3 separate regions of the Homo sapiens genome follow, and all the other regions are linked to region 1. Evidence: chromatin contacts called from ENCODE Hi-C or POLR2A ChIA-PET data. All regions are on one chromosome and are shown on one strand. Each heading gives the region's core, a stretch centred on a gene start or an enhancer-like site at or near the end of the contact. The rest is flanking DNA. Distances are from core to core; before and after follow the strand shown.

Evidence for each region. A loop is a pair of places that touch in the nucleus more often than their neighbours do. ChIA-PET counts read pairs that join two places held with the same protein, here RNA polymerase II (POLR2A). Pooled maps may share reads with other maps.
Region 2: a loop to region 1 is called in a map of CD8-positive, alpha-beta T cell, with 2.2 times the contacts of the local background. The contact joins the enhancer-like site here to the promoter of PPP2R2B in region 1. A Hi-C loop is called at or near these places in 4 of 168 maps with a recorded cell type or tissue (CD4-positive, alpha-beta memory T cell, CD8-positive, alpha-beta T cell, naive thymus-derived CD4-positive, alpha-beta T cell and 1 more) and 9 of 50 pooled maps. POLR2A ChIA-PET finds 5 or more read pairs at or near these places in 3 of 52 experiments (CD4-positive, alpha-beta memory T cell, CD8-positive, alpha-beta memory T cell and T-cell).
Region 3: a map of ascending aorta shows a loop between it and region 1 (2.3-fold over the local background). The contact joins the enhancer-like site here to the promoter of PPP2R2B in region 1. A Hi-C loop is called at or near these places in 3 of 168 maps with a recorded cell type or tissue (aorta, ascending aorta and head of caudate nucleus) and 8 of 50 pooled maps. POLR2A ChIA-PET finds 5 or more read pairs at or near these places in 1 of 52 experiments (Panc1).

Annotation. Positions count from the first base shown.
Region 1 is chr5:146,877,021-146,880,828 of GRCh38, reverse strand. It overlaps PPP2R2B (protein phosphatase 2 regulatory subunit Bbeta), which reads left to right and starts at 2,072. Exons shown (of 10, transcript NM_181675.4): 1 at 2,072-2,238; 2 at 2,634-2,827. The coding sequence starts at 2,758.
Region 2 is chr5:146,750,346-146,754,153 of GRCh38, reverse strand. The region is part of intron 2 of PPP2R2B (protein phosphatase 2 regulatory subunit Bbeta); the gene reads left to right. LOC107986461 (a long non-coding RNA gene) reads left to right here. Exons shown (of 2, transcript XR_001742922.2): 2 at 1-1,812. Among named protein-coding and RNA genes, the nearest start is that of PPP2R2B, 130 kb to the left of the region's middle. Within about 2 kb of position 2,218, at least 2 of the 41 ENCODE cell types and tissues checked have a DNase peak (open chromatin) inside an H3K27ac peak, as active enhancers do; they include CD8-positive, alpha-beta T cell, where a contact is called at or near this core.
Region 3 is chr5:146,966,100-146,969,907 of GRCh38, reverse strand. It overlaps a transcript of PPP2R2B not described here. Among named protein-coding and RNA genes, the nearest start is that of PPP2R2B-IT1, 48 kb to the right of the region's middle. Within about 2 kb of position 2,132, at least 2 of the 41 ENCODE cell types and tissues checked have a DNase peak (open chromatin) inside an H3K27ac peak, as active enhancers do; they include ascending aorta, where a contact is called at or near this core.

The DNA of each region.
Region 1 (3,808 bases), core at 823-3,322:
GGACTGTTGAATAAATGCAGGAGAAAGTTTGCAGCATATGTGAAAAGAAAAATAAATAAACCCAGAGACTCGATCTGTGGAAGGGACATTCTCCCCATTGGTTACAATGGAAAATTCCTCAAGCACAGCCTGGCCAATGAGCCTGGGCCTACCTGATTCATCACACAGCTCTGTCCCAATCTAGCCCTTGATTCAGAAAGATACAGGGGAAATTTTCCCAAATACTATTCCAAGGCCTCCTGAAACAATTTTAAGATCATTCCAACCGAAGGCACAATGTCTTCTCATCATTTTGATTCACTAAGAGATGAACTTAGCTTTTCCCCACTCTGCTCCTACTCCAAATTGTGCCAATATCCAAGAGAAGCTGCAATGTGTAACTACAAAAGGACTGAATGTTGGAACCTCGGTGATAGATACAGCTCATCCCATGGAAGAACCAGCCACGACAACTTGTACTGAAGTGGATTAAATCAACTTGTACCCGTCTTCACCTGTTACTAAAATTTTAAATGTGGATTTTGAACAAACAAGTGTATAAGTCTTAAGCACTAGATGAAAATAAAATAGAATCTATTGAAAGTTGAACTGAACTCCCCCCACCACACACACACACACACACACACACACACACACACACACACACACAAAATAACTATGTCAAGGAACATTTCTGCTCTTTTCTCCCAGGGATATGCAGTCAATTTCTGGAGATGAGGAAGATGTCATTTTCTATCTACCAGAAGTATCCATACTGCATGGAAATCTAATGACAATTCCCAACCTCAGTTAAGGACTTGTTTTTCCATTTTTCTGAACTTCAAATACTTTCTAAATTGTGTTAGCCGAAGCATTGTATGTATATAATTAACTCATAGGTCCCTCTGGGCCCATCTAGCTAAACTTGTGGAGCTTAACTGAGCAAAACATTTGCTGATGTCTCTCCCTACAGTGGTACCCATTGAAATGAATACCTTCTACAAGATGAAACCTAGGAAATGTCGTTTCCAATTGGCTTTCTACTGATTGGGGTTGATGTCTTTTCCAAATTGGCTTTCTAGTGATTTGGGTTGCTTCATTAAATGTTTTTGGTTGTTTCATAACAATAGTAATCTCATTTTCTTTCAAAAGTAGAGTTTGAAATTTGGGAAAACATGGGTGGGGAGGGAATTCTACATTTTCTTCCTAGTTGAAGTAGGAAGACAGGTCTCTTTTCTGTATTAATTGGACTCCTGAAATTCCCCCAGGGTAGCAGTGGCTCTCTGTGGGCACAGGGCTCTTATGCTTATGTTTCTGTGCTTCAATGTACCTTCCATGCTGACAGCAAATAGAAGGTGTTCCTGCACAAGCAAAACCTAACGGAGAGGCTGCAATAATTTGTCCAAAACGAAGTGCAAACTGCAAGGGAGAGTGGACTTTTTCAGACTGATCCTGTTTACTAGTCTGGTGCTTTCCTCCACCTGTGTAGACACAGATGCTTTATTGAACACCAGCCTCCTACAGTTAGAAGGTATTTTGACTCTTAGGAATGGGGGAACCAGTTGCAAAGTTCTGGCCCCTGATCCCCCTCCTATTCCTACTAGAGGGCTTAAGATAGGCTCTGAGCGGCACTTCCCACTTTCTCCTCTTTTTCTGAAGCTTCGAGCCCCAAACCTCGCCCTTTAAATTCACCAAGGGACCACATGCATCATATAAGGGTGAGGAAAAGGGACCTGGATGTAGACTTCCTGACTATCCAAAGGAACCTACTTCTCTTTGCTGTTCTCAAGTTCAGGCGTCCGGAGAAAGGCAGGGAGCTAGGGGCTCTGGGTGCTAGCGTAGACGTGGCCCTTAGCTGAGTGGCGCGAGAGGGGAGGAGGTTGGAAGAGCGCGTCTATGCGTTCCACCTGAACCTGCAAGCTAGTCGCTTGCTGCCCAGGTGCCGATTCGCGGCTGCATGCGCCCCACTGCAGCAAAGAGCAGCCGCAGCCTCTGCCTCGGCCACCACTGCTGCTGGGAAAGAGTCGTGGGGCTGCTGACGCGGTTGGGAGGAGCCTCGCCTTTAATGCACCAGCCGCCTCCAGCCTCCTGCAGCAGCAGCAGCAGCAGCAGCAGCAGCAGCTGCGAGTGCGCGCGTGTGGGTGTGAGGGTGAGTGCGCTGGCGCCGGCTGCAGCGCCCTGCCCAGCTCCCCGCCAGCTTCCCTACCCCCGCCTGCCGGAGCCGCCCTCCCGTGGGACCAGCACCCTCATTCCGGCCAGGCAAGCCTGAATCCTGTCCCTGCCATCTCGCCACTGCAGCTCGGGTCCAGAAAGGCACCATTTTGTCGCGGCTGCCCGCTCTCCCAGGGGGAGGAGGGATCTTTTTTGCATTTTGGAGCGGCTGCCAAGGAGGGGAACCTGTTGGGCATCTCCCCAGACCCGCTTGTGAGCGCCTCCGGGGCGGGCGGGCGGGACCAGACCCCTCGGGGCACGGCGTATCTTGGCACCCGGAGGCAGCGGAGGCAGGCGCAGCATCCTCGCTGGGAACTGGAGCTGGAGTGAGCGCACCGCGCGGGAGGAGCCGCCGCAGCCTCGCAGAACCCGAGTGGAGGAGGTGACAGCTCCATTGCCGGGTTTTTATTTTTTTTCTCTCCGCCTCCCCGTCTCCTCCTCAGGCTCGGACCATGGTGCAGTCCCACTGGCTCCCCTGCCCCCCTCTCCTGTGAGACTGGCTGCGGGGAGGGATCATGGATACTTGTCTGCCGGCTTCTGGTTCCCACGCAAGTAAGCCTGCTGTCAATGGAGGAGGACATTGATACCCGCAAAATCAACAACAGTTTCCTGCGCGACCACAGCTATGCGACCGAAGGTAACGCCAGCCCCGCCGCATTCCGCCGTTGGGGCCGGGCGCAAGTTGCGGATCACTGTGCTTCCTGGGCAGCTGGGCGCGTAGTGGCGGAGACTCCTCCGGGCCCTAGGGCTGGGGCGGGGGCTCGGCTGGCCCCGGCAGCCCCAGTGCACCTCGCATCCATCCGGGCTCCGCGAGGCGAGCTCGGCGTTCAGCAGCAGGTGGACCCGGCGCCCACGGGAGTTAAAATGGCCCTCAGGGATTAGGCTTTTTCAGGGTGGGGCTCTCGCCCAGAAAGATGACCCCAGGAAGGCAGATGACCCCTTCCCCGAGATGTTCGCAGGGGTCTTGGGGGGAGATAAGAAGGGAGGGGCCCAGTAGGACCTTGGTCCCCCCTCCCTGAGCGAAACGATGTTATGTCTCTCAGTGGCTGCAGGGAGGGCAAGGTTTCATTTCCTGCCCATTCATCTCCCCGGCCGGCCAGGTTACCTGCTTAGACAATCAAAACCCCAAAAAGCCCTTTGCAGACGGGCGAACCTCTTTCCTTTTGGAAGTGCATTAGCAAAAATAAAAAGGTGGCTGGGGAAATAGTGCTCTGGCGGGCAGCGAATGAGGCTGACACGTGGGGTGAGCAACGCGATCGGTGGGGCCTTTAAAAATCACCATTATGAATTCTGCAGCAGTAGTTTCTGCTGAATCAACAGCCAGCAGAAAGCAAAAGGGTTCAGCAAGCTGAGCTTTGCCAAGAGGTGAAATTGTCGTCTCTCCCTCTCTCCCAGCTTGTTCTGACATAAGCACTAGTGCTGTGCGGGCAGGAAGGGAAAGTCAGCAGGTGGAATCTCATTCTGCCTTTTGTGTGTGAATAGAGAGTAGAGGCATTTTTTTCCCCCAGTGCCAAAACTTTTGCATTTTTGCTTTCATTTTCTACCTGTAGGCCTTTTATCCTTAGCCACTCATACAAAGTGTTGCATTATCACATTGTAATATCCATGCGAGAAAATG
Region 2 (3,808 bases), core at 969-3,468, 130 kb after region 1:
TGTTGTAATTTCCAATCATCCTTCATCTGACACGTGGCGGGGGCTTGTGGCAGAACTTTGGTGGGCAAAATATCTTGGGGACTTTCAGATTATTTTTGGCCCTTTTCAAGCCTGGATTTATGATGAGAAATTATCCTGTCTGACACCCACTTTGCTCATAATTGCAACCTCTTTCCTACAATTCTGCTTGATTTAAGCAAAAATCCAGAAGCTCATCCCTCAGGAGACAGGGAAGCTTAACTGCTGTTTACAAAGGACTTGGAGGTTTTCAGGTACAAGTTGCCCCTGGAGATTCAGGTTGATTAGTGTTAATTCAAAACCACTTCCTCTATTATGGTAGCAGCTGAGAAGTCACATGCACAAATCAAGCATGTGGATTTCAATGAAAAGGAAAATGCCATTTCAGTAGCAGCTATTCCCGGACTCTGGCTGAGCCTTCCTATGGCAAGTATTATTGATGCATAAAATCATCGAATCCTCTGGGTCCTCCCACTTCTCACTTATCTTTAGTTTAAAACCGAGCATCAGACCGAATTCCTTACATTCAAGCTGCCAAGTGTCCTTGGCTGGCAAGAATCTCCCTCCCTGTAATATCAATAATTAATGTCAGCTACCAGTCCTGAGACAGCTGACAAAAGGAACTGGCCTAGTTCATTTCTACTTATTTACTGTGTCCATCTTTGGTGAAAATGTTTGGTCAGATTCAAAATGGTGTGTCACCAAGGCAACCAGCACTTATTTATTCAATACAAACTTATTGAGGTCCTGCTCTGTGTAAGGTTCTATACTGTCTATTCTCTGTGTGTGGGAGAGTATTCACATTATACCCTCACAAATTTGAAGTCTGATGATAATTATTACCAAGTATTTTGCACTTCTTGTGTACCAGACACTGTGCTAAGCATTTCATGGACAATAACTTTTCCTTCTCATAGCAGCCCTGTTAAGTAGGTAGCATTCCCTTTTTACCCACATGTGTCATGATAAATACAAAACCCTAGTTCTGTCATGGAGCAGCTGCTCATCTTATCCAGGTTCTGAACCCAGCTAAGCCCCAGTGCTTGAGAAGGTTGTACTAGTTCTGCTTTTGCCAAAATGTGTTTCTTTCCACAAGAAGCTCCATGAAAAATTTGAAGTCATAGCCACAGCATCTATGCTTCTCAGAGATCCCTGAGGCCCACAGTGGCTTCTCCTGTGGATCTCAGCTCAGAGAAGTTTCACCTGTGTTCCCCGAAGTGATCAGATCCCCAGATAATACACTTTCATACCTCCATGTGTCTTTCCTTCAGAGTTTTTAGCACAGTGAAAGTCTGTTGGTGAGATTATTTACTATGGCTCTGCCAGGCTGCTGGAAGCTCCATGAGGCTGCAGGCAATGCTTTTTTTCTGCTCATTTTTGTTTTCCCAGAGCCTGGCACAGTGCCTGCCACAGATAATCAATACTATTTAATCCATTAACTGATTGCTCTGAAAAGAACTACACACACACACCCCAAAAACCTGGGGACTTAACTTATCTCACACATTGCAAACCTCATTCAGCAAACTTTTACTGATCTTATTTCAAGATCCAGGCACTGAATTAGGTACTAAAGATATTGCAATAAACTAAGCAGACATGGCACTTATTCTCTTAGGTCTTGCATTTCAGTGGGGAATCCGGATGATAAATGAGTCAAATAAAATGAATAAGATAATTTCAGATATGTGTTAAGTTCTGAGAAATAAAATGAGCAGCACTGATAGGATGAGGGGTGGTCAGGGAAGATGTCTCCAAAGAGAAGACATTCGATGGAGACCTGAATCATGATAAGGAGCCAACATTGTGATGTTACAGGCACTGCTTTTTTTCATCTCAATAAATGTATCACTCAGAACAAAACCCCTGGAGTCATCCTTGACTCCTTCCTCTCATACTCCAAGGCAAGTGCAAGGCAACCCTACAGTATCTCTACCTTGACAGCGTCTCAAGCTGATCAGCCTCTCCCCACCCTCACTGCTACCACACTAGTCCAAGCTGCCACCATCTCTCACTTGGACTTTTCTAATAAACTTGTAACAGATTTCTATCCACCATCTGTTCTCTGTAAGTCAAATCATGTCTCTGTGGCTCCTCCTTACACTGAGGGTAAAAGCCACAGTGCTAACCAAGGCCTGCAGTTTCACATGATCTGGCCTCCTCCCTACCCCCATTTCCTGCCACTCTTCTGCCCTAGCACACTCCCCTTCTTGCTACCCACAAATAGGCCAAATGTGCTCCTGCGTCAGGCTCTTTGCACTTGTAGTTTTCTCTTTCTGGAAAAGCCCATGTGCTTTTGTGTTGTGCTCCATCACTTCATTCAAGTTCTTCTCATATGTTCACCAGAAGACCTGCCCCCACCCTCTGGGGGCAATCACCATTATTCCCTATGACTTAACTCTGTTTAATATTTCTTCATAGAACTCATCACACAAGGCAGGATATTATCTATGTGTGTCTTCCTCCTCCATTAGAATGTAAACTCCATGAGGGTAAGAACTGAGTTGACTTTGTTCACTGTTGTATTCCCAATACCTAGAATATTTATTTCTATTCAATCAACAGTTCTTGAATAAACAGAAGAATAAATGAAAGAATGACAAAATGCAAAGGCCTTGAGTCATGATATGCTGCAAAGACAGAAAGAAGACAGGAATAAGGAGAGAAGAGGAGGCTAAAGAGGCAGGCAGGGGCCAGACCACATAGGTCCTTGTGAGTAATTAGAAGGGGCTCTGATTTTCTTCCAAGAGCATCAGAAAACTGTTCACCTCTGGAAAGCTTTAGCTTTGCAATTCCCAACAGGTGACATAACACTTGGAGAAACACTGAACTCTATGACCTCTTCCCCGCTATGTTCTGTGATGCCCGGAAGTAGAGCTCTGCACTGTTATTTAATCCTATCAATGTTTGCTCTGGAGGCAATGGATTAAATAGCACATGTTGAATCATCAACTGAATTAACCTTCTCAAGAGTACCTCATGCCACGATTTGGATTCTCTGGAAAGTATCCCTTACTCTTTCCTAATGTGCTTACAGCTTGGTTCCAAATGTCTCTCCTTGGAGTTGCTGTGTAAATCCACTTCTTTGGGGAGCCATCCCTGACCTCCCAGGGCAGAGTTCAGGATCCCCCTGCATGCTCTTCAGCTCCTACTGTTGAGAGCAGAACAGTGCTGCTTTGTGGTGTCTCTCTGCTGCTCCAGCTGGAGTGTATGTTCCCTGAGGGTGGGGACCTTCTTTGTTGTCTCTAATTCTGAGACCACAGAGAGGCTGCTGGATCCAGCGTACCAACGTGTGTATTTGAACTGTTTTATTTTATGTTAATTCAAAGTAGGTGCCAACATTTTAGGTTTTTTAAAAAATAGATTTCTGGCTTATGTTGAAAATATATAAGCCATAGCAATGCTGTGCCCATGTTCTTAACCATGAGAAGACTTGGGTAGCAACTGCTCCATTCATAGGGGACATGGCTTTCCTCCAGCAAGCCACAATCCCCACCATTCCTTATTATGTTTCTAATGCTGAGCTCAAGTGTTCCTGGTCATTTAACATCTGATTGAGTTATTGTTTTCTTACAGTACAGAAATATTCTGTATCCAATCTACTATCACAAGAAGCCTGCATGTTCTTAAACCTGATACATGCGGCCTCTTTTGAGCAACTGAATTTGTTACCCTAGTTCGTCCTAAAATAAAAAAGTGTTTATAAAGGCATAGGACTTGTCTACCCAACGAGGCAAAGATGTTAATTCTTCCCAAATTGATATATAGGTTTAATGTGATTGCTATCAAA
Region 3 (3,808 bases), core at 883-3,382, 89 kb before region 1:
CGTGGATATCTCCACTTGGACATTCACTGCGATAAATGTAATCCATCTAAAAGAGAACTCATCATCCTTCAGGTTAATTACCTGTTCCCCTACCACCATCTCCACTTCCATTCATTTACTTGGTTGCTTTTGTCAGAAATCTGAGTATCATTCTTGACTTTGTTTCCCTCAGCACTCCTTCCACCCCAAAAAACACACAAATAATCAATCACTTTGTCCAGCAGGCACAACCTCCTAAATGACTCTTGATTCTTCTGTTCTTTGCCATCCCTGTGGCCACTGCCACCAGGCAGGCAACCTGCATCTCGCTCCTGGATGGCTGTGGCATCCTGGGTATAGCCTTGTCTAGCCTCTCTCTTTCCTATACCACAGGCGGAATGATCTGATAAGAAATCCAATCAGGGTGCCCTCACTTATATAAACTGTCAGTAAGTACTCACCATCTTTAAGACAAACTATTTTTGATATGGTTTATATGTCCTGGCTTTGTACTCTCCTCCCCCCAATTTTATCTGATGTGACCACCTTACCTTCAGCACTTTATTCCAGCCATAATGAAATACTGTGTATTTCCAAAAGTTTCTGTGATCTGGTTTCACTCCAGTCCTTTGCACAGGGCCTTCCTCCATCTGGAACCCACTTTCCACCCTTCATATAGTTAATATCTATTTTCCTTCAGGTCTCAGATTAGATATTTTTGTCTCAGAAAGCTTTCCCCAAGCCCAACTCTTGACTGGATCTGCCTTCCAAATGCTCCGATGGCATCTTGATCTTACTTCTTACAAAGCAGTTCATACTATGAGAGCTTTTCCCCAACTCAACTGTGAACTTCTTCAAGTAGGAGCCTATGTCTAACCAGTGGTAGGCTGGAGTTGACAAATACCCGCTGGCTGGCGCCACTTGTTAAACGTCCTGAATTGTTTTGAACTGGTTGTTAAGCATAGCCATTATAAAATATCAAATTATATAAGTAAATATTGTATATTCAAAATGAAAATAATAAAAGCTTAAGACTCATTTCTTCCTAATTACTAGATTGTACTATAATCTATACTTTTGAGATGATATACATTCATGTTGTACGTCTCTCCTCAACTCCATGCTTAGTGGCAAAATATTGGTAGCTTGAAATTGGCCACGATGGTCTTATTTGCACATGAAGATTGGCAAATGCTATAAACCAAGGCTTGATTTATTGTTAGTTAATTGTCTAGACTCAAGAAACTGATGGAGAAATGTCAATAATGCAGATTAAACTTTAAAGCGTGTCATAGTATCTGTGAACAACACAAAAAATTAAAGAACTCTTCTATTATTGACACTTCAATTCAGCAAAGAAGTAGCTCAGGTCATTAACAGACGACACTGACATAGATCTTCGTAGTTTCAATCTTGTCTTATTCATTAATGTAAAGGAAAATGCAACCAGCATTCATGTTAGCCCGACACATAGCAAGCCAGTTGGCCATCACTTACCAGCACCCCACTGTATCTAACCCACTTTGATGTTCCCAGCACCTGGCATTAACCTGAAACAGAGGTGATACTTAGCAAATGTATATTCAAGACAAGATTTGTCAATTTACAAGTACATAAATATATGAAAACATGAACTAATGAATACAAGGAAGCCCAGAATGTCCCTAAACACCATCACTGCCTATTTATTTGGAGGAAAGGTTCAAAAAAGGGTGGAAACTCTGAACTGATACCCATGGAATGTGGAATGACTTTGCCACTGTCCTTTGAGTGTTGCCTGAGCCCCTTTGCCCAGGTCAGTGATCCAGAACAGACAATTCAATAAGTACAGTGTCAAGTTTCCCCAAGGGCATGTGGATGGCCTCTACATAACTTTCAATTAACACGTAATTGGCAAGATTGTTCTAGATTCATGGGGCCTTGGTTGTGTTCCTTTAGTGGTGCATGCGGCTTATATAAGCTGAGTGGGCTGTCTTTGAGAAATGTCCAGACCTTGAAGGGAAAATTTTCCTCTTTTCCATCACTAGCTTGTTTGCTGCAGTGAGGATATTTCTGGTTCTTGGCTGAGTCGGTCTCTCTTTTTGGCCCATGTACCCCTAGGGAATTGCTGCTGCCACAGATGGAAACTAATTGAAGAGTAACCGTAGGCTGGGACTGCAAACCGGGAGGGAGGAGGGCTAGCTGCAGGATGCCTGGCATCTCTATGTATTCTGACTTCAGCACAGTTTCTGAGCTTAAACATTCTGGGAAGTGCTTTACTGAGTGGGGCTGCCCCTGAGGTTTTCTGAGGGCCTTCCCTTACCTGATGTCAGCAAAGGAAATGTCCTGGATATAGTCCCCTAGGATGGCCACTGGTGCTTAGGAGTGTATCCTGGAAGGAAACTGCCTGCCTAGGTTCAAACCAGCGCTCTGGTTTAGAATCCAGGTAACCATGGGGAAATTACTTAACTTCTCTGTCCCTCAGTGTCCTCATTTATAAAATAGGAATAATATCAATGGAACCTATTTTACAGGGCTGTTATAAGGATTAAATGAGATCATTTGAACCCTGCCTGGCACATAATAAAATCTTCAATAAATTGTAGCTAATTTTTGTCTTTGAAGTGAACGTGGAGGAGACATCTAGAAACCAATAAAGACCTGGCTACAAGAAAAACCAATATGAGATTTAGCTTGGGAGAAAGGCTTCTTACAAAGGCTTAACCAAAACTCAGGCCTGGGTTTCCAGGACCGAATTAAGAAAGCCCTTTTTTATCCATGTATCTAATAGAGGGCAGTATGTTGCAGTGAAAACAGCAGGGCCTTTGGAATTAGACAAGACCTGGGTTTTAAACCTGAACTGAGTGACTTTCAGCAAATTGCTTCACTTCTATGAGACTCAGCTTTCAAATCTGTAAAATAGGTGAAACTATAAGAAGGATTTCAAAAGAGAGGATTAAATAAGGTATGGCATTATAATACTGAGCAAAGGGGAACCATGCTTGTTGAAATTGAAAGATCAATTCTAAGCCCTAGAAATTACTGATCCTATGTGGGTGGTGACATTACCCCCACTAAGCAGGCTGATTATAGAGATTAAATGAGGTGATCTATGTACAGACCTTAGCTCTGTGCCCGGCAAAAAGTAGGAACCATAAACAATAACAGCAGTGATTATTGGCATTGTCATTGATTTTTTATGCTATAGGCTACACATATTTTTGTGCTCCTACGCTGTGCCAGGCCCAGTGTTAGGTACGAGGGATACGTAAAGGAATAAGGCTCACATGGCCCCACACTTGGCTGCCTTCCGTTCTAGTTAGGGGCAAGAGAAGGGGATGGGAAACAGAAAGAAAGTAATGTTTTCAGACAACGATATGCTTTTGCATAAAATAAAATGGTATGATGGATTAGAGTGTTGAGGGAGGGGCCTTAGGTCATGTCAGAGGAGGCCGATCTTTGGCTCTGCTCACATAGCCGCAGTGTAAGAATACAGTTCTCAGGTCTTTGTGTCAGTTTGACAACTGCGCGAAGATAGAGGGGAGTCTACATAAGCAGGAACACCCCAGTATCTCCCTGGGCATGGCTGCAAGTCAACAAGCTGAAATCAGTGTGGACAAGATGGACACAACAGCCTCTTCCATGTGTGACCAGGTGACCTGACATAACCTCCGTGATTTCCTTACCTGCATGTGACCAATTCATCCACTAGGTGGCAGTGTTCAATAATAAACAATGACAACATTAACGAGCCTCTGGCCAACACTAATATCGCAGGCAGCCAAAGGACCATTAGCTAAGAACACCAACTACGGTTTTCCTTTCTAATGGGTGTACAGGATTCCAATTC